Regions from separate parts of the Homo sapiens genome. Here region 1 is linked to region 2. Evidence: read pairs that join two places in POLR2A ChIA-PET (ENCODE). Cell type or tissue: A673. All regions are shown on one strand. Each heading gives the region's core, and the rest is flanking DNA. Links, peaks and the distances in the headings are about the cores only. Region 1 overlaps KCNQ1 (potassium voltage-gated channel subfamily Q member 1). Region 2 holds the start of LOC124902614 (a long non-coding RNA gene).

Evidence for each region. Peaks named below come from ENCODE experiments on the same cell type or tissue, not always from the same donor. Only the 100,000 strongest peaks of a DNase experiment are listed, where the experiment ranks them.
Region 1: POLR2A ChIA-PET joins it to region 2 with 5 read pairs; 2 of 35 experiments call an interaction of 5 or more read pairs at or near these places.

What each region holds. Positions count from the first base shown.
Region 1 is chr11:2,711,997-2,725,381 of GRCh38, reverse strand. The region is part of intron 11 of KCNQ1 (potassium voltage-gated channel subfamily Q member 1); the gene reads right to left. Among named protein-coding and RNA genes, the nearest start is that of KCNQ1OT1, 19 kb to the right of the region's middle. RefSeq lists enhancers at 1-475, 651-1,550, 1,551-2,451, 4,253-5,152, 6,054-6,953 and 1 more. In A673, for the core only: no CTCF peak of the experiment used is centred there; a DNase peak (open chromatin) is centred at 4,081.
Region 2 is chr11:2,786,920-2,803,300 of GRCh38, reverse strand. All of the region lies in intron 15 of KCNQ1 (potassium voltage-gated channel subfamily Q member 1), which reads right to left. LOC124902614 (a long non-coding RNA gene) reads left to right here and starts at 3,177. Exons shown (of 3, transcript XR_007062554.1): 1 at 3,177-4,275; 2 at 4,755-4,926; 3 at 9,126-9,206. RefSeq lists enhancers at 2,562-3,499, 6,001-6,502. In A673, for the core only: no CTCF peak of the experiment used is centred there; no DNase peak of the experiment used is centred there; H3K4me3 peaks cover 13 bases; H3K27me3 peaks cover 46 bases.

The sequences.
Region 1 (13,385 bases), core at 1,655-6,654, 73 kb after region 2:
AACCCGAAAGCCAAACCACTAAGTATCCACCAGCCACTCACGAACTCAAAAAAGCTGGGAACATTTCTGGCAAGCGCTGGTCCCGTGGCTGAGCCCCCGACCCTGGAGTGTTTCACAAGTCCAGCCGTCTGTCCCGGATGGATTCTGGGAACTTGTCTTAGGCTCACCACTGGGTCTGAGCACAGATGGCCGTCGGCTTCCTCCTGTCTCCACGTCAGGAATCCGTGCCTGCCCCACCCTGCCCTGGCTCTCCCCTGGAGCTGAAACGGGTCCAGCACTGCTTCAAGACGTGAGCTTGTTTAGGAGTCATTGTCTGATGCTTCTCAGACCCTGTGCTTCTCTATTGGGCCCACAGGCTTTTCTTAAACGGACAGGGACCCTGGTGGCACACCAAGTTCCAATCCAGTGGCTCCTGATAGCCACACCAGACCCTGCCCTCGGCACCCTGTCCAGGTTACTGGATCAGTCATCTCTACCCTGTGACAGAGACCACCGTGTTCCCATTTCACAGTTGAGAACGCTGAGGCCTGGTACCTTCCAGTGCCTTGTTCCAGCTCCATACGATGGCCAGAAGCTTCAGCCCAGTGACTCCACCCTCTGTGGGTGAACTGGCCCCTTCCCCCAACTCTGAGCCCTGGTTCTGTTGCCTGTGTCTCCTTGGGCAGGTCCCCACGTCCTCCTCTGTGAGCCCAGGACAATCACAGTGTCGCCTCCTGGGGAGCGAAGTGAGAGGGAAGGGCAAGGCTTGGGTGCAGCTGCAATGGCACCCAAGGGGAGAAGCTGTGTTTCCGCGGGAAGGGGTTCCTAGTGGGGTCCTTCCTAGGTGACAAGGCCCCTTCTGCCCTCAGTGCAGCCACGGCCTTGCAGGACAGCCTGCTCGCTGCCACCCACCACTTCTCTCTCTTTGCCCTCCCACCCTCCTTCCTCCAAGGGCAGTGTTAGCTTGCCAGGGAGGGTTCGAGGCCTAGGGCTGGCGGGACAGGGACCCTGGCTGCCAGCTCCATTCCACTGTGCAGAAACCCAATCCGGGCGGGAGGACGCTGTCACTCCTGAGGATTTAGGGCCGTCACCTGGTGGAGCGGGAGGGCTCTCCTCCCTGACAGAATAAGTGGTTACATGCCGAAAGGTGACACCGCAAAGGGGTCCTGAGCCGGGAGGAGGACTGTATATCATCTGAGCCTGGATCTGTGCGTGTTTTTCTTTCTGTCTTTCCTTCCTGGTCTCCTTGTCGCGGCCCCCTGGCGATCTTACCAGAACGTCCTGGTCCAGATGTGATTCTCTATCAAAAGCCTGGGCCCCCAGGCACCACCGGAGGGGCTGTGTGCAGAGGTGGTGGGGGCTGCATAGATGGAGTACAGGGCTCTGTGTCAGACACAGAGAGCCATGTTCTGATTTCTGCTCCCCCGGTGAAAAGAGTAAATGCCTCCACGCCCACGGCAGATACAAAGGCTGAGATGCCCCATCCCTGCGGCACATCCCCCAACGTGTGACTTCCTCGTCCCGAGGTCCCCCTGGAATCCGTGACTTGCTTTGACCACCATGTCATGAGCAAATGGGACACAGAGAGGCTGGAGTACATGTGCACCGAGTGGCTGGGAACCCTGCGGCCACCAGCGGTTAGTGAGGCCCCACTAGCTAGTAGAGGAGAGGCTGTCTGCCAAGGGTCTTCTCCGGGAGCAAGGCCATCCTAGACCACTCAGCTCGGACCAGTCCACCTGCCCAGCCAACCGCTAGGTGTGAGGGATTCGAGGCTGTTGCTACTTCGAGCTGCTGAGTTTGAGGCTGGCATCCCCTCTTTGGACTTCAGGGTCCTCTCTAAATGCCACTGCCTCCAGGCCCACTGCTACAGTAAGGACAGAACAGCGGACCAGGTGTGGGGCTGCCTGTGTAGGGCTTCCACGTGCCACAGCTGCCAAGTACCACCTGGTCTCACCTAACAGCTCCTCTCTCCCTGCCCATTCAGCAAGAAGGGTATTGTCACATCCCACTTTACAGATGGGGACACCAAGGCTCTGAGACGGAGGGGCTTGCTAGGAGTCTTGAGGGTTGCAGTGTCCCGGGGGAGGCTGCGGAGCCTCCTCGTCCCTCACTTGCCCCAACGGTAAATGGGACAGGGCCGTGGGCACCTTGTCCAGGGCGGCAGGGAGTGGGGTAAGCAGCTGTGGCAGGTGTGTGGAGCACCACGGACAAGCAGCACCACACCCCTCTCAGGCCACCACGGAGGAAGGCGGAGCCAAGAGGAAGGCAGAGCCACAGAGGAAGGCGGAGCCTGTTTTCAGGATCCGTCTGGGATCCCCCCTGTCCTCTCCGCTCAGACCACCCTGGCACGGGAATGGAGGCCAGGAGGCTTTTGGGCCGCAGCTGGCCCACAAGGGTGTGAGGTGAGCCTGCCCCGAGGCACCCCAGGTGGCAGCTGCAGTGCCCAAAGACCTTCATCTGCCAGTTGGTCCTGGGAGTGACACATGCCCCCACCCCCACTCCGCTAAGGCAGCACTTGCCATAGCTCCCACTCAGAAGGGTGGCTCAGATACTGCCTCACAGGGCCCTGGTGTCAGTTGGCTGAGCCTGGTGGGGTAGAGGGAAGGAGGGAGGAAGGGTCTTGGTCACAGGGCACAGCTATCTAGGGGCAGCTTAGCCACCTCACTAAGTTCCAAGAGGCTGCCATAGCCTATTTACTAAACAGGTCATGACTCCCAACCACGTGAGAAGGGAAGCACTCTCGGTCCGCCACTGCCGACCCTGGCTACGGCATCGCTCTCATCAGCTCCCCTAGGACCTCCATGTGGCCAAACCCCACTGCCAGTTCTATTCTCAGCTTCAGTGGGACCCACCAGCCGTGGCTGACATGCTGGCCTCTCCTTCCTTAGAAAAAGCTCCTCCTGGGGGTGACCAAGCCTCCACCTTCCCGATCTCCTTTGTGAGGTCCTCCTTGATCCCTGACCTCTGAATGCTGCAGTCTCTGGGCTCAGTTCCAGGCTGCAGCCCCCATGGTCCAGCACTCAGCTCCCAGGATGGGCTGGCCTTGCCTCGTTCTGTACAAATGTCACTGCCACAGAGAGGCATGCACCCGAGGCCCGCCCTGGCCTCCCATAGTCCTTTCCTATCTTCACCCAGCCTACCTCTCTCCACCTGTCAACACCTGGTAAGATGACACATCACCTGGGACCCCCAAAAGGCAGGAGCATGCTGGCTTTGTGGCTCCCCAGCCCTGACTCACCAAGCTCAGGACCTCAGGATCCAAGCTTGATCCCAGGGGCACAGGGCTTCCCATACCCTGTGCCTGCCAGGACCATAGTAGGCTGTCTGTGTGGGCCCTGCGACCCCATGGAGGTGAGGCGGCCACCAAATGGAGGACAGGAAAGCTCGGCATGTGCCTCCCAGGGGCAGGGGGTGTGCGTAGGGACAGGCTCCTTGGGCTTGGGGTGAGGGTATCCCCAGGCAGTGGAGTTGGGTCTCACTGGAAGTCCCAATGAGAAGTCCACGGTGGGGTCTCCCTGCACTGGCAAAGGGGACAAGGCCTCTTAAAGGGGCCAAGGGACAGATGGATGGATGGACAGACAGCTCCAGGTGAACCTCCTCGGAGGCTCGGTCAGCCTCCAGCCAGGGCTGCTGCAGGCCAGGCAGGCCGAGGGGACCATCACCACCGCTGCTGTCGGAAGAGACAAACGGCCGGAGGCCTGCCTGGCGTGATCTGCAGCATCAGAAGTGGCCCAGAGTGAGTGGGTCCTCCTGAAACACCCAGGCTCTGCTGCCCCCACCAACTCTACGCGAGGCCTCCCACCCCTGCAGGCGGAGTAAAGCCTCCCAAAGGCTGCTGACCGCCGGAATGTAAATCCCTAGAAATATTTCTTGATACAATTTGCTGATTCCACTCACACCTTGGGGGTGAAACACATCCCTGGACCTGCCCCTCTTGCGAGCTGGAGACAGCAATTTGCTGATCTGCCAGCCCTCTGAGGCAGGGAGGCTGAGCTAGGACTGGGAACAGCGGCCTCGCTACAAAGCGCCCAGCGGGAGTCGGCTTATTAGCTGCCTCTGAACAAAGGCTGCAGAGGCCCGGGGGTCCCTCACGAGCAGACCCCTGCGGGTAGCTTTTCAACCCCCGAAGTGCTGCCTTTTAACTCGACCTCCACGGTAGGACAAACAGGGGGAAGAAATTAGTCGTGGATGCTGCTGGATGTTTCGTAACTTGTCGAGTTGTCTCCCTGGAGTTGGTCTGGCCCCAGCAACATGTCCCCCCGGCGTCCAGAATGGAAAACATGAGACAGGCCCCCACCAATCCCCTCCCCACCTTTTAGAAACTCTTTACAAGCTTTAAGAAACAAATACCCTTTCTTGCATCTGGGGCCTGGCTGCTGCAGGTGTCCAGGGACCGTCCATGGCTCTGGCCTGGAAAGCTGTGCCTGCCCGAGTCCCTGGAAATCTGAGAGCCCCTGGGATGAGGAAACCCTGGGAACAACCTCATCTCCCTCAGGTAGCCAAGTCCCCAGTGGCCTCGAGGTCCAGGCCAGGCCCCAACTCCCAGCAAGGCCGTTCCCCAACTCAACACCATATAATGAAGAAAACGAGGACCATTTGCCCCAAATGATCCAAGGGCACGACTTCCCATTGGCTGAGAGGGACACACTATGAACCCCACAGGTAGCATGGACTCCTAGGTTCTGGGAGCCGCCCTGCAAAAGGGGGAAGGGGCTGGTGGTGGCTAATGCTGTTTCCGTTTCAGTGGCCAAGGAGGCTCCCCTCTTCAGCCTTGACACCCAGGCTGACACCCCCAACATAGGACACTCAGAGAAGGACCCACAGGAGCTCAGAGTTCTGGACAGGTAGGGGTTAATGGCACACTGCTTGCTCTGGTCAGCCCTGGGTCCCTCTCCCCTTACAGAGAGAGGCCAGGTGAGCTTCGAGGGGGCTGCCTCTGCTTCGAGAGGCCTTCTTGAGGCCAGCAGCTTCCTCCTGGCCTTCAGCTGTCCCCAGGCAGGGCCAGCACATGCTCAGCACGAAGGAGGCCTGACTGTAGCCGGGCCCCGGAAGGCGGCTGAGCCAGGGAGTACGTGCCTGAGTGTACACATAGGATGGATGAGGAGAGCTGCCAGGACACTCAAGCCCCCATGAGCCCACCGATACTTTTTAAAGATAACAAATGGCAAGGGCACTTGGCTTCTCGATTCTTTACACATCCATCATGCCCACAGTCCATTTGGAAGACTGTGCTGTCTAACATACTAGAAGCGTCTCCTTGCAACCCTCCAGTGGGTTTGGGAACTGAACCCCACCTCTTTCAGCAGGAGCCCCTCCAGTGAGCTGGCATGGAGGGACACGGACAGTAAGGGACTTGTTTTGGGACATTTTGCAGTTTGCTACATTTGCATGTATGGTGAAGCGGCTCCACCTCCGCCCAGGCGTGCAAGGGGTCAGACCCTGGGGTCTTTTGAGTGGTTCGCTGACCTAGCTATACATCTGTGATGCAGGTTTGATCTGTGTCCATTTCCGTCTTTCTGTCACTGAAAATGATGGACTATTCGGACACCTCCAAGGGCCACAGCTACATCAGGGCTGTTTGTTTCTCTGAAACCAGCACGGTGTTTGGCTCCGAAGCTCTGCACCCAGGCCCATTCTCCAACCCAACACTGTGTGGTGAGAAACACAGGTGCCAATTTCCCCAAATGATCCGAGGGCAGGACTTCCTACACTGTCCTGCCCTGGTTTCCTTTGCTACTGCTGGGCCTTCCACCACCAGCAAGGCTCGCCAGCCAGCAGGCAGCATTTGGGTGATAACAAATGAGGGTTTTCAGCTGGAGAGGATTCTCTGACTTCTTATTTTGATCTGTGTTCTCTGAACTCTGGGATTTGTGTGCAGGGGGTGATAATGGTTTTTTTTTTTGTTTGTTTGTTTGTTTGTTTTTGAGTGCCTGGTCAACACGTCAATCACAGTCATCATGGCTCACTGCACTCTTGACCTCCCAGGCTCAGGCGATCCTCCCATCTCAGCCCCCAAACAGCTGGGACCACAGGCACGCACCACCTTGTATGGCTCTTTTTTTTTTTTTTTTGGTAGAGACAGAGTCTCGTTATACTGCCCAGGCTGGTCTCTAACGCCTGGCCTCCCAAAGTGCTGGGACTATAGGCACCAGCCTGTGATAATGGCTTTAGCCAGCACCACCTTCTGTGTGTTCTCCTAATCTTATGTACATAGCCATTGTTACCCCCAATGAGAGACAAGAAGCCTGAGACTTGGGAGGTCAGCTCTGCACCCGAGAGCACACGGCTGGAGATGGTGCTCTGCGGTTGGGGCTCCACTTGCCACAGGGCCTCCTGCCCCAGCACACACTCAGGGGCGGGAGGGGGGTCACAAGCGTAGATGAGTATCTGTGGTCTATGGTCCCTGGCAGACGCCAAGCCTTCACCCCAGGGTGGGGATTCAGTAACTCTTGGAATAGCCCAGGAATCTGCATTTGAATGGACTTCCTGACCTTAAGGTGCATGGCAGGGAGGGTGCAGACATGAAGGCCCTTACAGGCCCAGTAATGACCCGGGATGCCTGCCTAGCCAGCTCTCAGATCCCTGTAGTAAAATGGGCACCTGGATGCTGATGGGAGTGCCTGGCACAGCAGGGTCCAGGGCTTGGTCAACACCAGCGTGGACATTAACCTTTTAGTGTGGTCCTAACTGCAACTGCCCTTCCCCTGACAGATATAAGTGGCCCTAGCCCAGGTCATCTAGTACGGAGCCAGCTGGGGAGTCATGCGTCTACACAAAGCACGTAGACGACTTCTGGACAGTCCAGGCCATGCATGTGCTCCAAGGAGCCTCAGCTAGCTCAGATGCCCGAACTATCCTCCATGACATGTACGAGTCAGCCTTGCATCCACTGGAAGCCAATTCCTGGGGTTCATCATCCCTGTCCTCCCCTCTGCTCATCCACATCCTCAGAGCTGTGCCCCATGAGGCTACGGGGAGGGGCTGGTGCTGCGGGGATCAAGTTCCGGCTTCAGGAGGGGCCCTGAGGTGGAAACAGGCAGGTGAGGAGGGGGTCAGCCAGATGCAGGGAAGCCAGTCTGGGGCTAGGGATGGAGTGTGGTGAGGCACCCTAAGTGTGGGGGTCTACCTGGGGCTCAGGCCCCTGAAGCCCAGAGCAAGCACAAGGTGTGTGAGGGGGATGTGGGGAAGGACGGAGCAGAGGAAGGCAGCTGTCAGGGGAGGGCCTCTGGGCTGCAGTGGGGCTCTCAGCTCCCCCGAGGGCAGGGAGGGCCTCAAAGTGTTTAAGCCAGGACGGGGCACGCGGGTGTCAACCCGGCTCTTCCAGAAGAGGCAGCTCCACAGACATTGAACATGCCCTGAGACTACACCCATCAACAAAACAAAACAAGGTTCACTTCTGCGACAGACGCAGCTTTCGCAGCCTTCAGAAACCAAGGAAGCCATGCCAGGTGTGGTCTTTACTCCATGACCACGGCAGCCCCTAAAATGCTGGGCTAATACCCCGGGGGGCTCAAACCTGGAGGCCCTGGGGCGAGTGGGCCATCGGGGGAGAGGGGGTTCCTCTGGCCCAAGGTCTTGGACAGGCGTGTGCTCCCTGCTCTCCAGCCGCTGTGAGCTGCTTTCCTGTCTACCCGCTCTCTATCTCAGGCTCCCCAGTGCTGCCCTGCGGCACCTCCTGCCATCTGTCTTTCCGTTTCTGCTCTTCTGAAAGCTTGTGTTTAAAACAAAATTAAGAAGCCAGTTCATACGGGCCTGGGGAACTTTCCTGAATATGGGGATGGGAGGATTGGGACAGGAACGTTCCTGGGTGGGGCCGTGACCTCCCGGAGCTCCTCTCCCTCACCCATCCTAAGCCAGGCCCTGGTGGGGCAGAGGCACTTTCATTAAAAGGTTCTGGAAGAAAGCCAGGGAAAAGGGTGGAAAACTGGGAAACAGGAAGGGAAGAATTCCACCTGGGCTACCCAGAAGTCTCCCTGTGGCTTTGCTGTCTACCTTCTCAGTATGTAGATTTTGGGGAACATTGGCATACTGTGCGCAGAGGTGTGGGCTGCGATCACAGAAGCCTGGGAGGGCCTGGCTGTCGAGGCTCTCACTCTGGGGTAACCCTCAAGCTGACATCCAGCTTGTGATTCCTGCTCCCCAACAGCCTTTGAAATGGCCCAGGTGACCCGACCAAGCCGTGGGGTCTGAGGGACACCATGCCAGGCCCAGTCTGTGTCGCACTGCAGCCATCAGTGGAATTGCCTGCCCTGCCAGGAGTAGGAAGGAAGACTTGGGTTGTCTGCAAGAGCACCTGGGTCCCTGAGCAGAGCCCCGGCCACTTCATGGTGGACAAGCAGCACCAGAGGGCAGGACATCTGGGGGGCTGTTTGTCACTCAGCAGGACCATGGCTGTGCTGGCGAATACAGGGCCCACTGAACAGCTCCACAGGCACCACTGAGGTTCCTGTACTCACATAGGGGATATGCACAGAGCTCCTACTGCAGGCCTGGCCTTGGGCCAGAGTGATGTCTGCCAGTCACCCAGTATTCAGGATGCACTGGGTCCTGGCTCCTGCCTGCCCTCGGCTCCCTCCAAATGTGGGAAGAGATGGTTGCTTTGGATCCAGAACACCAGTGCTCCTGGCCTGTTCAATGCGGGCCACCCAGTTCCACCTCCTGAAGGAGAAGCACCGCGCTGCCCGTGCCTTTCACGGCTGCCTTCCGTAGTGGGGAATCTGGAGTCTCTGGGGCTTGGGGCCTACTGTAGCTGAGCGGCCCTCAAGATAAGATTTCTGGGAGGCAGGGAATGGAATTCCACCAGGCCCTGCAGAACTGAAGCTGCGTGTCCTAACACCGCTTGGCAAGCCAACCCACAAGAGCCTGGGTGGGAAGCACACGCCTGGGAAGCTGGAGCCTGGCCCTGGAGGCTGGGGACAAGGCTTTTCTGCTGAGAAAGGACACCCAGCCATTCCTCGAGAGCCTAGCTGAGGAGGCTTGGGGACTGTGTTCTGGCCAATGGGCCACCTTTTCCCACTGTGGCTTGGCCAGCTGACCACGCAGCTCCACTCCCCAAAGCTGTGCCCTAGAGGGTTCCTTGAGAGCCGCAGCACATCTGATGCAGAGGGTAGGTGTGGGCGCTTCAGCTTGGAGCTTTTTTCTGACTTCTTTCCCTAGTGAGAGGACCGCTTGAGCCTGGCCCGGAGAGGGTACATGTTGCTTTGGGGTTATTCACGACCCCTCCAAAAGTGAAAAATTGTTAAGTGATACAAACAGCCATTAATGAGGATCCGGCAACCAAAACGCTCAAGGGAGGCTAGGAATAGGGGCTCCGACCCCGGCGGTGGGGTCAGTGCTCTGCAGACAGCGCTTGCCCATTACTCTCAGTGCATGAGAGGTCAAAGGCAGGGCAGCCTCTCCCAGGGCCATTCCTCACCAAGAGGCCAGCCCAAAGGGTTTGGAGGTGACGTGGGGGACAGGTTTATGGTTTGCATCACCATGGTTCCCACTCTGGCCACCCCCTCTACCCACTCAATCACCCAAGCTCTGGCTGGTGTGGCCACCCTCAACCTCAGGAGGCTGGGAGGCATTTAGACCAGCGCAAGGCTGCGGGGATGTGGGATGCGGGGCTGCTCCAGCTGGTCAACCCTCACAGGCAGGGCCAGCTGGAATGTGGCCAGAGGGACAGGGTGTGATATGAGGGTGCCCCAGAGGGCTCCCCATACCCCCTTTGCTGGTTCCCCTTCCCCCAAGAGGTCCTTCTGTGTTTGACCACCTGGGGAGTCACAGGTTCCAAGGCTGGCAGGGGCTTGGAAGGATGGGTCCCAGGGGACCCCAGCAGGGGTGGTGGAAGAGGAAGGCTTGGGCACAGGCATCCCCAGGTACACTCCGGCTGGAAACGAAGTCTACCTGGCTGCTCTCTTCCCCCTGGGCCTTCACACATGCCCCTGCCTGAGCCAGGCTGCAGGGGGTCCTCCCTGGCCTCCCCCCATTCCCACACTGGCCAACAAAGGGTCTGGGTAATCTGCAAAGCCCCCTCCTGCCCCACTCCTGCCTGCTCTGTCCACCTTCCTGGCTCCTCCGGGGTAAGGGCCCTCCATGACACAGCCCGCAGGTCTTTACAGGTTCCCTTGAGCTCTCCAGAGAGCAGAGAGTCAGACAGAGGCTCAGCACCAAACCCCAGCTGGCCACTTTCTAGCTGTGTCTCTACTGAGGCTCCTTGGCTGTAAATGGAGCGGGTGGCATGGGGTGCCCATGCTGAGGTTCATGGGAGGATGGGTGAGGGGCATCTCATGTTTGGGTCAAGACACTTGCGGTCATCCTCGCCAAGTATCATCAGTGGCATTACCGCCGGACCCCACCCTGCTACTCCTCACCAGCACCAACCACCGGCAATCTGCCCAGCTGCACCCTGGAGCTCTGCTTGTGTGACACCTGGCCCTGGCTAGGCCCCTCCTGCAGGCTCCCCCCTGGCTTTGTGCCCCCATTAGAGTATCCAGGTAACACTGACGAGCTGGAGAGCATGTGTCCTGAGGGACCCAGAAGTCAGGTCCCCAGGACCTCCATTCTTTCTGAAAGGCACCTCTGTCTGCATCATTCCCTTGCTTGGGGAAGGGATGCCACCATTGGAAAGATGACGACGATGCTGCAGCCACCCTCAAGATGCTCTCCTACCCCTACCACCCCGGCCCCAAGGGCTTCGTGTCCCTTTCTGGGATGCTGGCTACAGCTGGTGCCTTCACCTCCCAGGCGTTTGCAGGTGCTATGTCCGCCACCTGGCATGCCGCTTCCTCCTTTGAGATTCCACCTCTGTGAAGCCTGGCCTCGCCCCCCACACCCCATATGTCCACCCAACACTCCCTGCAGCTGTGAGCTCCTCCATCTATCTAGAGCACCTATGGCGTCACAGCCCTGTGCCCAGCCCTGGGGATTCAGAAGTGCACAGGGGAAGCAGAGAGAAGACAGTTCTCACTGATGGCAGAGGGGCTGTCCAGCTGCCCTGACTCCACTGCCACCACACTTAGCCCTACCCCGGGAGCCCCAACCCAGGAGAGTACCAGAGCCTGTGGCCCAGCAGGCAGCTCGCCCATAGTGCCTGCTGCCTCTCACGGGCCTGGGAGGGGGCTGACCTTGCGGCTCAGGCCATGTGAGGTGAGTGGGCTGCCAGGGAGGTGAGGCCCAACCCCCCCATGAGATGCGGAATGCTGGAATGCTCCCATTTGACTTATCCTGTGGATGAGATGGAGACGCAGGACCTCTCCAGCCTGGGCACTGCGCCTGCCCAGGACTGTGCCCTTCAGGGAGCAGGCCCCAGCAACAGGAGAGGCTCGGAAAGAGTCCTGGCCCGCATCCTTGGCGCTCTATCTCTGTGGAGACTGCCTGTGTGGGGGAGGGCTGCAGGCCTGGGTGCCCCAAGGCGCCCCCCACACACCCCTGAGTGGCAGCCACCTGGAGCTCCCTGAGTTAGCAGGAACCGAGCAGGAAGCAGAGAACAAAGGCGCGGCAGTGAGCGGCGTGCTGGGCCATCGTGTCTGCAGGGCCAGGCTCCGAGCGCGCGTTTGCCCATCTGGAAGCAATATTGCAGTAATGTAAGACGGCCAGAATACGGTATATCCTCTGAATCCATGAACTCTACAGTGAGGAATATGGATTTAATGGATAATCTTACCAGCAGCCAAGAGAACCCAGATTCCTCCCCAGGCCTTCACCCGGCACTTGGCTTCTCCTGCAACCCAGCTCGGCCAGAGGCCCGCAGAGCCTGTGGCTGTGGCCTCCAGAACAGGGGCCGACCCATAATGTCAGCTCACTTTTTTCTCTTGCTGGGTGGGTCGAGGGAGAACAGAAACCTATCCACGGCCAACAAGGGTGCCTGTCCTCCAGACCCCCTTCCCACAGTGGGAAAAATTCAGCTGGAGAAAGTGAAGAAATAATGGGGATGGCGATTAATCAAAATCTACAATGGCTGTGACTTGTTCTGGAATCTGGGGGAGAAGAAACCATTTCTGTAGCTCTTCCCAACGTAATATAGCTGGAATAATAAAATAAAACAATAAAAACCACAGCGGAAAAGATGACTGGAGAGTTTTTATGGCGAGCAGCAGAGGAAGAGCCCAGAAGGCCTGAGAAGCGCAGTGAACAATGTGATTCAGGGAACGTTTCCAGGGAGCGGAGGAGGAGCGGGATGCAGGTCCGGCTGGCTCGGGACACCAAGCAAGTAGGGGCTCCAGGCTGCTCAGTCCACGGAAGCCACATCCCAGGCATGGTCCTGGCCCCTCTCCGGGATCTCATTTCAGAGGCTCATTAACCCTAATGTAAAATCCCCCAAATACCAAATGCTTCACAAAGTTGTTAATTTCATGGGGAGTCGTTAGCCTGCTGCCTTCTGGGTGCCCCATGCCAAGGGGTGGTTCCTCATACTTACCAGGTCTCTGGTTCCTCATACTTACCAGGACCCCTGCCCCACCCTGTTTACAACCCGGGTGTCTTCCAGGGAGCTGATCTTGCTCTGACAACTGCCTTGGAGGGAGGCGGGGGCTGCAGTCCTTCCATTTCCCATGCTGCCTCCTCCCTGTGTCCAGCCCCCAAACTCTCTAGGAGATGCCATGTGTGCTCCCAACCCAGAGGCTGTGAGGGAGTCCCGTGCAGAAAAAGTGCAGGAGCCAGGGGACTCTGGCTTTCCAGCCACTGGTGTGGTTGCGGATGGCAAGGAAGGCTGAGGCTGGAGTGTCCACAGGGCTCTCCTGTAGGCCTGAGCAGGGATGGGGGCCTTAGCCAGCCCCTTCTTCATGTTCCAAGGGGAATATGGAAGCCCCTAAGTCTCCTCAAACCACCTAAGAGAGAAGAGTGTCTAACATTTGGGCCGCCAGCATGCATTCAGCTGGGGCGGTGTCTGGCCTGGTGGCTTCGGGAATATGTGGGCGAGATCTCCACTCTATCCCTAAATACCTCACTATGATTACTGGGGGCTCTGCTCTGAGTCTCCCCACAGCTTTCCAGGGGATGGCTGGTGAGTCTAACATCCCCCAGGCCGGACTCCTGTTCCTGCCCCATTTGCACCCCAGCCCCAGCGAGGGTTGTGATGATCTCCTGAGGCCAGGCTGCCCAGCTAGAGTCTGCTTCCCCCAGGCAGGGGTCACCAGTGTCAGTCCATCCCACACGGTAACTCCCACATCTAGTAGAGGGCCGGGCACCCAGAAGGCACTCAATAAATGCAGGGGGTGTGGATGAATAGAGAGCCGGCAAGTGTTCATGGCTTAAATGAGATGCAAGCACAAAACCCCACTCAGGTTTCCAAAGGGCTAGAAAGCCGTTACCTCCTTGGATCCTGGCCTCTCCCTGGCTCTCTGGGAGGCAGGGAGCACAGAAACGATTTCTCCTTTTTACAGATGGGTAGAGATTCAGCAAGGCTGGGCATACCATTTGGCAGT
Region 2 (16,381 bases), core at 6,241-11,240:
CTTGCTGACTCCGGGGCCCTATTTTTTCCTGACTAGGGGCGAGTCCTTGGGAGGATGCTCCAGACAGTCCCAGGGTCTTCTGGCAAAGCCATGGCAGGTCCTCCAGCAAAGCCAGGGCGGTTCCTGGGTGCCCGTGGGGGGGGGGGCCCGGCTGGGTTTTCTGGGCTACCCTGAGCCCCTTGCTCACTCTGCCCCTCACCATTGACTCCCGTGGCCTTCCGGCTGATGGGCACTCCCATCCTGCCACCTTCCCTTCATGTCACCTCCTGCTCTGAGAGAGTGGCCAGGGCCAGCTCCTCTGGGTGGCGAAGTGGAGCTGAGGGGTTGCCCTGTGGTGGCCAGGGCACTGTCTAGCCCACCTCCCTGGCTGGCCGGTCTGGCCTTTGCAGGTAGCGCTGTAGGGTCTGCTGGGGCTGGGGGCTTCTGGACTCTGAGTGGGGAAATGCTCAGGGAACGTCCAAGGGTGGGTGGCCACTCAGCTTCCCCATTCCGGGACTGTGAGGTGAAGGGCTGGGAGCATGCAGTGGCTTCTCCCCTCTAGCTCGCAGTCTTCAGGAGACAACCCCGCCCTGCAAACGCCTCCTTCCTGGACCCAGCCCCTCTGTTCCCCAGTGAGTGTCATCTAGGGGTTTGACCGGGAGAATGAGCATCTGCTGGGCCTCTTGCCACTAAGCCTTGGGGTCTGGCCCTATACCCTGGGGACCCAGGAGGCACTAGGCTGGCTCCTGAGAGGCAGGGTGGCTGCCAGAGCCACGGTCCCCAGAGAGCAGAACTTTATGAGAGGGCACTGAGCCAAGGCCCCCAGCTCCTGGAGTCTCCAGGGGGCTTAATTAATAGACATTGGGCAGGCCCATGAAGGGCTGCCTGCGCCCGAGGATGGCACATTCCAGGGCAGGCTCCCCGCTGCCTCAGTGGCCCCCTTGGGATGACAGTTAATACTGGTGAGGGCTGGGAGGCTGTGCTGGTGGCCCCAGTGCTGCCGGCTGGCGACAGGGCCGGAGCCAGGGCTAAACCCCTGTCCTGCTGCCCTCAAAGCCAGCTCTGTCACTGTGAGGACAGAGGCGACAGCTCACAGACCAGGTGGGCTTCGCATTGTCAGAAGGCGGGTGTGGCTGAAGCTGGGCACCCTGTGGCCTCCCCCTGCCTGACCCCTGGAAAAGCGGAGTGGAGGGTGGATGGGCCCCAACACCCTCAGCACGTCCTGGGCCGGTGTGAGTCTGGGTGAATGTGCCCACCGCGCCCCGCTCCGCAGCTGGCGAAATCGCCTCCAGCCACAGAGAATACAAAGCTCCCCCAACACCCTACTGGAGGCAAAGACCCCAGACCCTGCTCTGGCTTTTTCTGTGCTTGGGCCTGCCCGGGGCTCCAGCCTTCTGAGGTCTGTGCTGCCAAGAAGAGCAAGGGAGGAGGCAGTGTTAACCCAGGGGCTGCGGGGACACCATCCCTGTCACTGCTGGTCTTCCCTGGCGCAGGCAGTGGGCGTGGCCCTGAGAGGCAAGGACACCCCCGCAACAAGCTCTCCCCTCCCTCACTTCCTGCCCTTCAGCATGCAGTGGGGGCATCTCCCCAGGCTCCAGTGGCCCGACGGAGGACTTGTGTTATGAACTGAACTGTGCCCTCCTAAATTCACATGTTGAAGCCCTAATCCCCAATGTGACTGTGTTTGGAGACGAGGCCTTTAGGAGGTGATAAATATTAAAGGAGACTGTGAAGGCAGGGCCTTGGTCCCATAGGACTCACGTCTTTGCAAGAGAAGGCGGCAGCACCAGGGATGTGTAAGCACAGAGGAAGGGCCCAGCCTATGAGCCAGGAAGAGGGCCCTCACCAGGAGCCGACCCTTCCACAACCTTGCTCTCGGACTTCCAGCCTCCAGAACTGTGAGGAATAAATTTCTCTCACCTAAGTCCCCTGGTCTGAAGCCTTTGCTGCTGAGCCAGCTGATACGACTGGCCAGCAGGAAGCTGGAGAGCTAGAGGGGACTGCAAGGGCAGGTGAGTGCCCGCCCCTACAGGCACAGGGCAGGGTCCGGCACCCCGAGTGGGTCAGAAGCCAGTCCACCTACAGACAGCTCCACGTGACAGCCATGGAGCCCAGTATCCTGTTGGAACTGGGGAGCCTCTAGGGGGCTGGTCTGTGCAAAGAGTGGACCCACTCCAAACCTGACTGCACTCTACCCTTCCACCATCTCTAGTCTGTCTGGGCCACCAGCACCCCAGGAGCCACTGCCTGGCCCTGCCCCAGCCCTGCACCCACCTCCATTGCTTCTGTCACCAGCTCTGGCACCTCCCATTACCAGTGTCCCCACCCTGGGCACACCTGGTCTCCTGCCTCCCCATGCCTTCTGGAACATTCTCTAGAATGGGCTCTGAGACCCTGTCCTCATGAGTGCCTGCCAGCCACACCTTCTCCTCCTGCCCCAGCGCCATCCTGTTCTCTGCTCTTACCATAGCTGAATTCTCCCATAACTTGGGGAATGGTGACGGCAGATGGTCACTGAGTGGACAGCACCTGCTCTTCTCCGTGCTCAATGGGGATCTCCTGAACCCCCGCAAGCATGTCCCCATTTTAGGGTTGAAGAAACTGAGTCACAGAGAGGCTATGTGTGGTGCCCAGATTTACACAATGATAAGCTGGGCGTTGGACCTTGGCATCAAAACCCTTTCCACTTCAAGCTTGGAACCTTCACGGCCACAGCTGCTCTGGCCCCCGGTTCTGTAAACGCCACCTCAATCCTGTGCGGGACCCAGGCCCCTTCCCCCACTCCCTGGGCCCTACACAGCCTCAGAGCAGGCAAAGTGGGGAGGGCTGCAGCTGGGAGTACCCAGGTTTGGGCCGAGGTGAGGCAAGTGGGGTGGGGAAGAAAGAGGCTACAAAGCTGGCAGGGGCTGGGAGTGGTTCCAAGGACAGCCCAGGGGTCTGGGCTCAGCTGCCTGCACTGAGGCGCTGGAAACCTCCTCTATAGCCTCTGCCCAGTAGGAAGCAGGAACGGCTGTCAGCCCCCTCTTTGCAGGGTTACCCTGCTGGGGGAGGCCTCTGTCCCTCCCACACCCTCAGGCCACTGGGATGGAGCAGGAAGTGGCTTTATTCCCTTCTTGAAGGTGGCGGGAAAGGATCCCAGATCTGTGACCTCCTGGCCTTTTGGGTGGGGCTGTGGGCTCTGGAGACAGGGCAGGGTCAGAGCCCTGGGAACTGTGGACGTCTGCATCTGCTCACAGCCCCCAGGTCCCAGCAGCCTTATCGGAGCCCTTGGCTGGGAGCCTGGAGACCTGAGGGTGGCTGAGCCGGCACCATGCTTCTACCCCACCCTTAGGCAGCTACCCAGGCCTCTCCGGACCTCAGTTCTGCATCTTCAAAATGGGGTCGCCCAGGTAGACATGAGGACTGACGGGCAGGCGTGGGACACTTGGAGCTCAGGAGGGCAGGCACCGAAAACACACACCCTCTGTGCTGTGACTGGAACCCCCCATGCAGCCTGCCGACTCATTTCCACTCTGTACAACTCTACTGAGAAGCTCCTCTAAATGTTCCCGATTCCAACCCAGAAATTCTGCTCCTGGCAAATCAAACACAAGGGAAAAATGCAGAGGAGGGTATTTGCTGTAACAGGATGGAGAACGGTGACTACCTGCAGACAGCACAGATGCTGCTCCCTGGACACCGAGTGCACGAGCCCCTTGGAACTTCCCTTTGGCTGTCTTGGATACAACATATACACACCACACTCACACACACAAACACCACACACACGATACATGCAGACACAACACACACCACACTCACACGTAGAAGACACACCACATACAACAAAACACACACACTGCCCTCACATACAAACACACCACACCACACATGCCAACACACACTGTGTCCAGGCATGCAAGCATGCTACACACCACACCACACACACACACACACACACACACACTCGAACTTACAGCTACAGAAGTTAAACATCACATTCCACTTCAGTCCATTCCAAAGAGCGCTGGTTGTCACCACAACAGTGACCTCCTGGCCCACCATGGATGGACAGCCACATGGAATCTGAGCACCACCGCCCCCGTGGTCCGGCCCCTGCCTGCCTCTGAGAGTTTCTCTCCTGCGCTGCTCTCTCACTCACTTTGATGCAGACACACTGGCTCCCTTTCTGTTCCAGGCACGTGCCTGTCCCAGGTCCTTTGCTTTGCCCCTCGCCAGCTGGTGTCCTCTTCCTAGTTACCCAAGGGAGCTGCTTTGTCCTCCTTTGAAGGTGCCTGTTTAGATTTCACCTGCCAGGTAAGTGCCGCCTGACCACCTGCATTCTTGTCTAATGTCCCCTTCCTCGTGGGTACCCTTCACGCGGGTACCCTCTGCTCTCCTTCCTCTTCTTCCTCTCCTTCCCCCGTCCTGTTCCTGCTCCTCCAGCCCCTTCCCCTGTCCCAAATTAGGCAAATGTACATGCATAGATCAACCCAGCCCTGAGCCACAGAGGCGAGAGTTCAAACAACGCGACCAATTTATAAACAATTTTCTCTGCTACGATTAAGTTACATTTTCCCCAATAGCTGCTTCATTTTCTTGTCAAAAATACACAGTTTTCACATTTGTCTCGCTGCAAGGGTAATTAATTTCCAGACCATAAGTAAGAACTTAATTTGATACCTGCAAGGATTATAAACTATTTCAAGCTGTTGTTTACACGAAATCAAGAAAATTCGTTCTGTTTGCAATTATGTTAATGAGGAAATAGAGTGGGTATTTTTTTTTTTTTTCAGGGAACTCGGCATAATTTTGCCATCACCAATGAATTAGTTTAAAAACGTCTGCTGCTGCTGCCGCAAACCCCTCTACAGCTGTTTTTGAGGTGACCCCAGTAAGGAGGCCCCCCAGACGGCTGAGGATCCCAAGGAAGGCTTTTGTGGGAACGGCTCAGATGACCATGGGCAGGTGAGTTCTGAGGACTGGGCACAACCCCAGGTGGTTGGCAACTAGCTAGGTCTGCAGGTGGGGCTGAGGAGTCTTCTTCAAGCCCTCCTGATGCCAAGCCGAAAGGTGACCAGGAGGGGAAGGGTGGTTGGGAACCCAGGGCGTGGACGGTCCAGCCCCTTCCTCTTGGACAGCCATTCCTGGGCCCTGGGCTGCCATGTGGGTTTGCACCATGCAGGCTTGCTTGGGCCTGGGCCACAAGTGGGGGCACTGAGGGTGGGAAAAGGGGCTGCTCTCAGGGTTGAGGAGAGACACCCCTAACTCAAGACTCAGTATTGTCCCAAGGCCGCTGTGGATGGCTGTGCAATTGGGTCCCCTGTGAGGGTGAGAGGGCTGAACTTGGCCTGGAAAGGGGCTGCATCTGCCCACCGCGGTGCCCTGGGTTGGCCATGACCCTGAGCAGCCTGGGCTGCCTGGGCCAACCTGGAGGCTGGCACAGTACGCAGGGCAGGTGCCCAAAGGGAAGAGGTATCCCCTGTGCCTGGGGGAACCGGCTGGCTTCACAGGATGGGACACTCAAGCTGGGTGCCGAAGGCCATGTGGTCAGGGTGAGGCAGGCTCCCAGGGGAGGGAGTGCAGGCACAAGCAGGGGGCTGTAAAAAGGTCCCGCACACCTGAGAAGGGGCAGAATGGAGGAAGTACGGGGCCCGGGGGAGGAGGAGGGGCCAGACTACACTGTAAAGGGCCCTGCTGCACAGAGAAGGCAAAGAACCTTCAAGACATACAAGAAGGCGGTCAGATGCTAGTGGGGAAAGGGCCCTCGAGCTCCGGAGCAAGGGTGGTGGGTACGCAGGGGCAGGTGGCCAGGAGGTGCAGGGCTGGTACAGCCACGGGAGTCTGCGGGGTTTTGGAAGGTCTGCTAGGAAGAGGCCAGCCCAGCCCGACCTTGATGACACAGCAGCTGGAGCTGGCATCGCTGAGAGCCCAAGGAAAGGTTGTCTTCAGCCTCCTGGCCCCGTCAGGCACACCTCTGGCTGCCCAGTGGGGGACGCACAGCATGAGGACTCATTCGCGATGTGACCGCTTGGTCTGCAGGCAGGTTGGGGCCCGTTCCTGGCTGGCTGTCTCTGGGGAGCTGGGAGCTGGGGGCTGGGGCCAGCGCTGCCCGGCCTCTCCGTGGCCCAGCCCCCAGCACTGTCCTCCTCTTCACAGGGCCTCCCCCCCGCCACCCCCCCAGGTCTGCCCGGAGCGGCCGGCATCGAGGCTCTGGGCCGAGTCCTCGTAAATCCTGGGGTGCTGGAGACAGCCCAGGTGAGGCCGTGAACAATGCCCCGTTGTGGCCCCGTGGGGACGGTTTGCCGCCACTTGCCACCAGCCCATACGTTGTAAAATCTCTCCCCACGGATCTAATTTCGCCTCTCTGGCCCTTGGGGGGTTAGGCCCGGGACAGGCACAGTCTCACTCCACACAGAAACCATTTACGGTCGGGATAAAGGCGGCCTTTATTGGCACCGAATGGCGAACGTTTCCCTGCCCCATCGTTTTCTCACCGCCACATCTGTCAGGTGGCGCAGGAGGGACGGCGCAGCAGTGGGGGCTTGTGTGGGGACAAGGACAGGCCGAGAGCCGCTGCCGCCGGGAAGAATGGCTCCCAGTCTCTGTCTTCCTGGGAAACCCACGAGGTCTTCCTGGGTCTGTCCACCGCCTGCACCTCAGTGGGCCCATTATCTTCAGGCCCAGCTCTGACGCAGGGAGACACGGCCCCGAGGGGCTGAGTGGGCAGGAACCTGGACACAGGCCCCTTCGGGGCACGTTTTCCTTCCCCATGGAGAGGGTGTGTCGGGGTGTGAGAGTGAGGAAATGAGGACTACTTCTCAGGCCCCATGATAGGCCTGGGTCGGCAGTGGGAGGCCTCGCCTGGTCTCGGGGTATAAAGGCTGAAGGTGGAAGGGTGCTGGGAAGATCCGGGAGAGGAAAGCGATGGGTGCTTCCTGCCACCCTGCCATCAATGCCCAGGGTCCTCCATGCTCCTCAGTTTGGGAGGAGCCGTGAGAACTGACGTGGCCGCCTTGGCCTTAGCCAGGCGGTGATCTCAAACAGAGCTTCATCAGCACTGTGGCTGCCATGGGGCAGCGTCACCTGGCAGGGGGCCAGGGGCCGTGCTGGCTTCTGGTGGGACATGGAATGATTTCAGGTGGTGTCCGAATAGTCCCTGTGTATTTTGGTATTTACATTTATGTTTTCATGCATGCCGGGAGGAAGTGCATTGCGCCATAAGCCAATGGTTTCACACGTGTCGGTTCTAGGCTGCTGCAGTAGAAGTACTTAACGGGCACCAAGCACGGTGGGTTCAAGAAAACGTCATCTAAGAAATGTCGGTGGCTCTCAGATGTGGAAAAACACAAAGGGTGTCCCTGTGTGAGTGGGGCAGGGGGCCAAAGGCCGGTCTCACCTGGGGAGGGGCCTCCATCTCCAAGCCCTGTGCAAGGGGTTGGCCACACTTACCCCCTGTTCCCCCGGCCCCCGCCCCATGGGACCCCTGCTTGTGGAGGCACTCAGGGGATGAGAGCTGGAGAGACTCCAGGGCAAGGAACCCGTGGGGTTCCTCATGGACCCGGGGAAAGGCAGGGTCCCGCCAAGTTTGTGGAGCAGAAAAATATTGTTTCTTGCAAAATGGCAGGGAAGAGTTGGCGGGATCTGTAGCTGGGGGCTGGGTGTCACCATGGCAACGGAAAGCCAGAAGCTGGCAGAATTAGGGGCGGGCTTCTGATTTCTAGGGATGCTGGCCAAACCCCAGGTGAGCCCCAGTGGGTGTGGGGTAGGGTGGTTTAGATCAGGGGCCTGCTCAAGCCAGGCTGGGTTGGGGGAAGCTCCGTGGGGCCCACTCTGGGCCCAAGCATGACTGTGTCTTTAGCAATTGCTCTGTGACTGGGTGTCAGTTTGGAGGAGGAGGAGCCCCTCGGCTCACAGCTCAGGCTCTTTTTGCTCCAGAACTTCACCTTTAGGGAAAGAGAGAAACGAAGTGGGATACACAAGACAGGTCACCTGAGACCCTGGGGCCCTGTCCGTGGCCTCCCCAGACATGGGTGCAGTGCCCCAACTGCAGGTCTGGCAGCAGCAGGGACTGCTCTGAGCTCCAGCCCGAGGCGAAGGCCTCCAGTTCATAGCCACCACTCCTACCTCATCCCTACAGCACCCGAGAGGTCGGGGGTAGGGGAGGCGAGATGCGGAGACTGACGCAGCGGAAGGTCAAGTGATGCCCTGGCTTCTTGGCTGCTGTGGGGTGGAGCTGAGTGGGACGTGGGAGGAGGTGGCGAGTTAGATGGGAAGACCCCTTGGACCCCCGCCAACCACAGGCAGAGGACCCTCTGAGTCATCAAACTCAGGTCTTGACTGTGCTGCCTGCTTGCCTTCCTCCCCGCACAGCTTCTGGGGGTGTGATGAGCTATACCCACTCTAGGCTGGGCCTGGTCTCTGTACATTGGTCCCCACTGGTGGCATCTTGCTTTCAAGAGACAAGGTAATCTGTGGACCTCCCGTCTTTCCCTCCGCTAGGGAGAGCAAACTTGGGAAGAACAGGTATGTGGTTCTGGGTGGTGGCTTCAGAGCTGAAGCTGAAAGTGGGAGATGGGGGCCAGAGGGGTCCTCCAGGCTCAGGCTCTCTTGCTGGGTCCAGTCCAGCCCAGCAGAACTTGTGCCTCCTCCAGGACACCCTCACCTGGGAAGGCGGTGTACTCCCTGACGCCCCTCCATGCGGCATCTGCTCCCCGCTAATCTGTGAACACACATGCATCACATCTTTGTGTCTTTAAGGTCCAGCATCTTTGGGGGCCCGGCTGGGCTCAGGGCTGAGTCACATGAGCCTGCTTCTCCCCTGTGCCGCCCCTGACCACGGCCTCCCCAAGGCTTCCCTCACTGCCTTCCCATCTCTCTCACTCCCCCATCTTCTTCCTCTTTTCTTTTCCACTTGATCTCTAAGCACTGGGGTTTTGGTTGCCTGCCAAGTCCAAATACAGCTCCAGACCCTCCTGACCCTCCTACCTCAGCACCCCTCCGAGCAAAGCATCCCCACGTGGGGGCTCACAGCAGAAGCTCGGGGTCCTTCTCCAACCTTTCTCCCCTCAGTCTGCTTGTTCTCATCGGTGGGGCTGGCAGACTGGGGGCTGGCCCCAAGGCCTCCACCCTAGTCCAAAGTGCTGATGCTCTCCCTCATCCCACAGCAGCCCCTCACCACTCCTGGAACTGCATCCTCACCTGCCTGTAACCCTCCTCCCACGAAGCCGGAGCCACCCCTGGATCCTTGGCCCGGCCGGGCCATCCCTCGCTCACCAGCTCTGCCTCACCTGCTCTCATGGCCTCAGGAGGATGTGCCCTCGTGCCCTAGGGCCTTTGCAAGGCTGCACACACTGGACACTCTTCCACCCTGTGTCACCCTCCTCCTCCTCACTCACTCCTGGTTGGCTCTGGGCTCCTGACTCCACTGACTGGGAAAACCGAGTACTTTCTCCTTCACACAGACAGATATGTAATTACGGGTCACTATGTGCGTCCCCCTGCCCAGCCATGGGGCTGTACATTCTAAGGAGCAGGGGCCAGCCCACCCTACTCACACTGCAGCCCCAGGCAGTGGCACAAGGTGAATGAATAAATGCCCACAGTGCTTCAGAAGGATTCCTTTGCTTTTTTCCTTTCTGCTCCTTGTGACTTCTGGTCCCTCCATCCCTCCAGAAGGGCCTCAGTTAAAAAAAAAATACTTCTTACTTTTATTTTTAGAGATAGGATCTCACTGTGTTGCCCAGGCTAGAGTGCAGTGGTGTGATCATGGCTCACTGCAGCCTTGAACTCCTGGGCTCAAGCGATTCTTCTAACTCAGCCTGCTGAGCAGCCGGGACCACAGGCACACACCATCACGCTTGGCTAATTTTTTATTTTTATTTTCATAGAGACAGGGTCTCGCTATGTTGCCCAGGGTGGTCGTGAACTCCTGGCCTCAAGCCATCCCCCCGTCTTGGCCTCCTAAAGAGCTGGGATTACAGGTGTGAGCCACTGTGCCCAGCCTCAGTTTTGAGGATATTCCTGGGTTCTGGAGAAAGCTCGGAGCCCTCACATGACCCTGCTAGTGCAATTTCCACCCGTTATTGGATATGGTCCCTCTCAGTAAGAGGGGCTATCACAGAGCCTTAGAACAAGAGCCCTTGTGTTTGTCGGGTGCACCCAGGCGGGCCCTGCCTGATGCCCATGAGGCTGAACCCATTTGTAGCCCAGCGAGGATGGGTGGCCAGGTAGCATGAGTCACCCAGGCATCAGCATCTCCTCAGCAGCTCCTGCCCTGACGGGGTGTTCACCCTGCTGGACAAGCATCCCTTTGCGGGCAGCAGACAGGCAGCCACCTTGCCGCCCACACAGATGGCTCTTGTGTGCCTGACCTGCGGCTCCCGGGGGGCGGGGAAGAGAGGGGGTGCTGTGCACTTTGACACCTATGTGGGGGACTGGGGGCAGGGAGGGGGCGAGGGGCAGGGGGCTGCGTGCTGGCCCCGCTGTCAGGCTCACCTTACTCGGCTAATCCTGAACGTGCAAGAACAATGCTGCCAAAGCCATGAGCTGGATCTCAGCCCTCCGGGGCCCCAAGCCCCCATCTCCTCTAATTGAGGCCTCACAGGGTGGTCTGCGCCCCCAGGCTCCCCCTTGTCCGTGGCTCTGGCCAGTGCCTCCTGCTGTTGCCAAGGTGGTCCAGGCACTGCCTCAGCCCGCACCCCACAACCGCTGTGCCCTCCGCCCAGAACGCTCTTCCTCTAGATATCCATAGGATGCGCTCCCTCACCCGCACAGACCTTTTCCTGGCAGCCCGCACACCCTGCAACCTCTTCTTGAAAGGCCTGGGTCTGACCTGAGGGAGAGAGTTTCTCTTGGGCAGAGGGAGGGGTCACGGCCCCGTCCCTCCTATCCACCTGGCGCTTTCCACCTTCCTGAGAGCAGAGGCCACTGTAAAAGGGACCGTGTGCTGGGGGTTTTCTGGGTGCTGGACTTGTGGGCACACACCCCATCCACTCCTGCCTGGTCCACACACTGGCTGCTGTTTCACAGACAAAGATCTGGCGGCCAGAGGGGCTCCAGGTTTGAGAAGGGCCCTCAAAGGAGCAGCCCCTTCCTATTGCTGCAGCGTCTTCCACACGTGGAGAGGGGTTCAGGCCCACGCTGCTCTGGGCCTGCAGGGCCACCCCCTGGAGGCCGCGGGAGTGCGGGAGGGGACGCCGGGCCTGCAGGGGTGGCGGAGGGACCCGGGAAGGCATGAATGGAAGCGCCGGACCAGGGCGGGAAGCAGCGGACGCGGAACGGGGTGGGGAGGGCTCAGGTTGCCAACCCAAACAGCCCAGCGCGCCTCGGCCCCGTGTTTAATCCACAAAAATTTCCATCTGCCTCTGGAGCACTCGGAACCCGGGCAACGAAAGGCTGTTCGCGCGGCAAAGTAAACACCGGCTCCGTGCAGGGACGGCCGTGCGCCGCGTCAGCCATTTTGTGGACGCCACCGTCCAAAGTGAGGCGGAAGCCCCCACCTGCGGGCTCGGAGCCAGGGCAGGAAGCCGGTCCCACCGCCCGGAGCGGCGCGGCGAGGACCTGGGCATCCACCTGCCGCCAGCGCCACCTCTGACCTGGGGCCAGAACCCGAGCCCGGGAGGCCCGGGCCCCCCACCCCCACCCGCAGCTGCCGCCAAGCCCCCGCACAACCTCGGGGTCCACACCTGACGGGGAGGGCCCGGGACGTGCTGGGCCTGTGCCGCCGGTTCGCCCCGTCCTTCCTTCCCCGCCCGCGGTTTCCCAGCCCAGCCGGCACGGCCAGGTCCCCTCCCCGGGAGGGAGGGGAGGCTCGGGTCGGGACATCTATTTTTGATGGTGACCAAGCCACTGCTTAATATGCAGAACCGGCTGGGGGCAGGCTGTGCCCTGACCCACGGGGTGACAAGTTTGAAAAGGGGCCCATTTTGACCAAAATACATGTTTTTCTGAGGTTGGCCAGGGCAGCCAGGCAGGGTTTGCCGCACAGACAAGGCTCCGCACCGCCCTCACGCCCTGGCCCCTGCAGGCGGCCAGCCCAGCCGGACTCCCGCAATTGATGCTGTCGATTATAGATCCGCACACGGTGCCCAGTGAGGGCTCGGCCGCTGCGGGCTCCGGCCACCGTCCTGCTCGGGCACCTGACACGCCCCTGCCGCCTGCTGTCCTATCCCAGCCTCTCTCTGAAGCAGTTGCACTCACAGAAGTTGACACACACTTGAGCTGAATTTTTAAAAAGACTTAAATTTCCTCTCTGGCCAATATTGGAGGCCTATAAATAGAGTCATTCAGGAGAGGCTTGAGGGTGGCAACTGTCCCCCACAGGCAGGCTAAGAGAGAAACACCCCAAGAAAGAGAGACGCTAGTGTGGGGAAAAGAACAGTTCTTGGGGGATTGCTGAGGGTAAGAGAAGCAGGAAGCCGCTGGATAGCTGGGGAAAGCAAGACCTGGATTCAGGAGGCCTGGCCAGGGCCACGTAGTAGGGTTGAGGCGGAACTTGAACTTGCAGAGAGACCCCTGATGCCATCCTCATGCTCACACCCTCTGAGCTCTGCCATCAGCCAAGCAGGCCTCCTGGGCCAGGAGCTTGTGACACTGCCCACGCCACAGGGCCTTTGCACGCGAGCGATCGGCATAATGGTGCCTGTCCCCTCCACTGGGGGCCAGGAGGCTGAGGCGCTGAGAGCCCACGTGACTCGCCGAGTCTCACAGCCATCGCGTGTAGGGGGCAGAGCTTGCACCCCAGCCACTGGCTCCAAAGGCGTGAGAGGAGGTCAGGCTTTTGCCCTGTGTGGGATGGGAAGGGGGGATGGGAAAGGGGTCTGTGTGTGGCCCTGTGTGCACAGCTGGATGCTGGGTGTGGATGGGCCACACCTGGATGAGGACCCTGAGTGATGAGCCCCTCCTATGGGGTTCAGGGTCCCATGGGTAACCAAGAGTGACAAAGTGAGACTGCACCTGCAGGATGGGGCTTGGCCCGGCTGTCTCAGTAGGTGCTGGGCCAGGCTAGGGCACTGCTGCCAGGGCTGTCCAGAGCAGTAGAACCAGAGGCAATGCCAGCTCCTGGTGTCACCGAGTGGGGACAGTGTAGACAACCCCAGCAGAGGAGGACGGGAGCCACATCAGACAGGCTTCTCCTCTGAGCTGGGCACTCTCCACGGTCCCATCACCCAGTGGCAGTTAGTGGGGGCTGTCTCTGTGGCAGGTTGAGGGTCATTTGGGCTCATGGTATGGCAGAGGGTCATTGGGATATGATCTGGGGGTCATGACCTGGTGGTCAAAGGGATATGATCCCCTCCAAGTCCCAGGGCAGGGCTGGAATCTGCAGCTGACAAGTGCCCTTTGCCAGCCTCTGGCAACCTCATGGCAACCTATCCGAGGATGGGTGGCACAGAGAGGAGCCTCTGAGTGGGGAGGACCTCACAGGATGTTAGGATTGGGGGTGGTCCTCCCAGGGGAGACCAGAGGACCAAGGTGGGACCTTGTTTCTGAGGTTCCCTTTCCCATCACACTCACCTCCACGTGACATCACTTTACTGGGGGGAAAAAGAAACACCTCGAAATGAGCACACCAACTACCTGGCGCATCTCAATCTTGGACAAAGCGAGAACTCATGGTGGATCTCAGAGCCAAGCCCACGGTGGTCCCAGTGCCCAGGAGCTGGGCCTGGGAAGGGGGAGGCCGACGGCCCCAGCATCCCGGAGCGCAGCTGTCCCCTGGCCTCCCTTCCCAGCTGCGTCCTGGGTGCTGTGGCTGCACAGAGATGCGATCACGTTCCTTGGCAACTTTGGTTTCTTACTGAGCAACACATCAATAATATCCCTCCCGAGCAATGACTGCCGGCAAAAGCTCGTCTGTGGCGGGCACTGGGGCTGCGGCGTCGAGGTGTCTCAGTATATACCACGCTTCTCTATGGACAAACAGATGGCTTTGAGCTTGTCACATGACAAAGCTTGCATGCAAAGCCCGACCCTGGTGCTTTTCTTTCCTAGGAGTGATGACGGGTTTCTAGTTTTCACAGGCAGTGCTAGAGTCCCTTCCAGGAGTTGTTACTTTCATTAATTCCCACCTCCTAGTAAGACAGAAGAGCGTCTGCTCTTCCGCACCCATGCCAGCACAGGGTATCATCATTTCCTTACATTTTGACTTTAGGGGTGTGCATTCCCCTGGCCACTGGTGGGTCCACTGTCTTTCCAAAGAAGGTGCTGGGCAGAGCTGGGCTGCGGTTCAGAGGTGCCTGCTGAGCCTGGTTCCAGGGGTGGCCTTTGGGGGTAGCCTGAAGTTGGGGGAGGGTACGGGGCCTCGGTCCCTGGCCAGGCAAGCCATGATGGCTGTGAGAATGCCAGGTCTGAAGACCTCCCACCTCAGGCTCCCTGGGAGCAGACTCAACCTGGCCCCAGGGGCCTCCTGCAAGCCTCCCCGGAGCTTGCTGGGCACAGGGACTCCCTGGCAGACACACCCACCCCTGTGCAGGAACAGGGTGGCGGTGCTCAGCGTCAAACGCTGCTTTCATTATAGGTTTATCTTTGGAACCCCAGACAAAACAGGGCTTGTGTGGTTTGACTGAAGGGCAGCCCCTCCGGACTCCGCCATCCACTAAGACGGCTCCTCAGGAAAGAAAAAATACACTAACCTTAAAATAACCAGTTCCCAGAATAGCAAACTAATGACGGCTTCTAAAGGGAGCCCTTTGATCAGTCAGAGCCCCCGCCTTTGCCTATTTACGGCCCTGTCACTCAAGAGCAGCCCAGCAGCAGAGAGAGGAGTGTTGGGTTGGGTGTGGGGGGCGGGGGGTGGTGCAGAGGGGAGGGGGAGCTGCCGAGGAGAGGCAGGTCTGGGGCTGCCAGGGCAGTCCAGGCTGCCTAACTTTCTGATGCAACCAGCCCTTCAGTGGCAAGGTGCTCCCTGGCCTCTGGGACAGCCTGGAAGTGTGTCCTGCCTGCACCGACACACACTTCTCACAGTCTGCTGAGCAGCACCTTCCAGTTGCGAAGCTACGCCAGGGAACAGACCTGGCTGCAGAGAACCGGAAAAGAACCAGAATCCCAAGCGGACATTCCTTAGGGACCTCGGGGAGGCGTGGGTCATGAGCTCTGGGGACTCGAGGCAGGGGAACTTGGGGAGGATGCTGTGGAGAAGGAGCCCAGGAGGGGTCTGCAGGGATGCATCTCTGTTGGGGGCATGGGGTGGAGAGGGGCGCTGGGGCCATGAGATGGCAACTACTGGAGTGTGCTCTCCCGTATGGTCCCTGCCATCCACATTCACCACATTCTATGGGCACTCACTGAGCATTTCCTTGGGGCTGGCCTGGGTAAACGTTGGGGGAGCCACACTCACCTCCCCACACGCGCGCACGGCCATGCCCGTCCAAAGCAGCGCTGTCCCATAGCTGAATCTGTGTGGCACAGCACTTAAAAAAGTGGTGACTGAGATCCAGGAATGGAATTTTCATTTTAATAAATTAAAATTAAAATTTAAAGATAGATCCTTCATTCGGTTATTAGAAAACCCTTCAGTATGTTTGAAATGACTTAGGCATGGGAATCTCCTTTTTCAATGGTAAATTTTATGAAATCTAAATACAGACCAAGTCGTTCTCATGAAAACTCGGTGTCTAAATTGAAATGTGTAAAATATGCAGTGGCTTTTGAAGACCCAGTATGAAAAAGAAGAATGTCAACAATTTTAAGAGTTTTAAAAATATTAATTATATATTGAAATGATATTTTGGATCTATTGGGTTAAATAAAATATATTATTGTAATCAATTTTACTTATTTCTTTTAAATTAAAAAAGTGGCTATTAGAAAATTTAAAATGATATCTGTGGCTAGCATGGATGAGCTGACCAGGAAGTAAGGGAGGTTAGAGGCTGAAAACTCAGTGAAAGTGGAACCCCAGAGGTAATAGGGGCCCTGAAGGTATTTGATGAGTGAGATGAACTTGAGCTTTGGTTTCACCAGGAATAGATGATTATGTGTCAAAGCCCAGGCCTGCCCCAGGAAGTCTCATAGCAGAGACTTACACAAAGCTGGGACCCTCAAAGGGCTCTGCTTTCATTGTGAGGGCCAATGAAAAATCTCCTACTCCCTGAGAAGATTGTAAAGAAAACTGCATTACTGCTAAGAGAAGGAGAACAAGTTCTGTCCTGGAAAGTCATGTTCACAAGTTAGTCCATGCTCAGCTTGGAGGCTTGAATTCATACTACCTAAGTGGCCTAGAAAACTTTGAGCCTAGAATTAAAAGTCCAGGCTGGCAGTACACCCACATATGTGGCAATGGAAGGGGTAAACATGATTCCTCCCTGAGGACCCCAACTTCACACCAGACTTCAAAAATTCCCACAGATAAATTTTAAGATATATAAGTTTACAATGAAAAAAAAAAAAAAAACAGAAACGAAATGAAACACCATGAATGAGA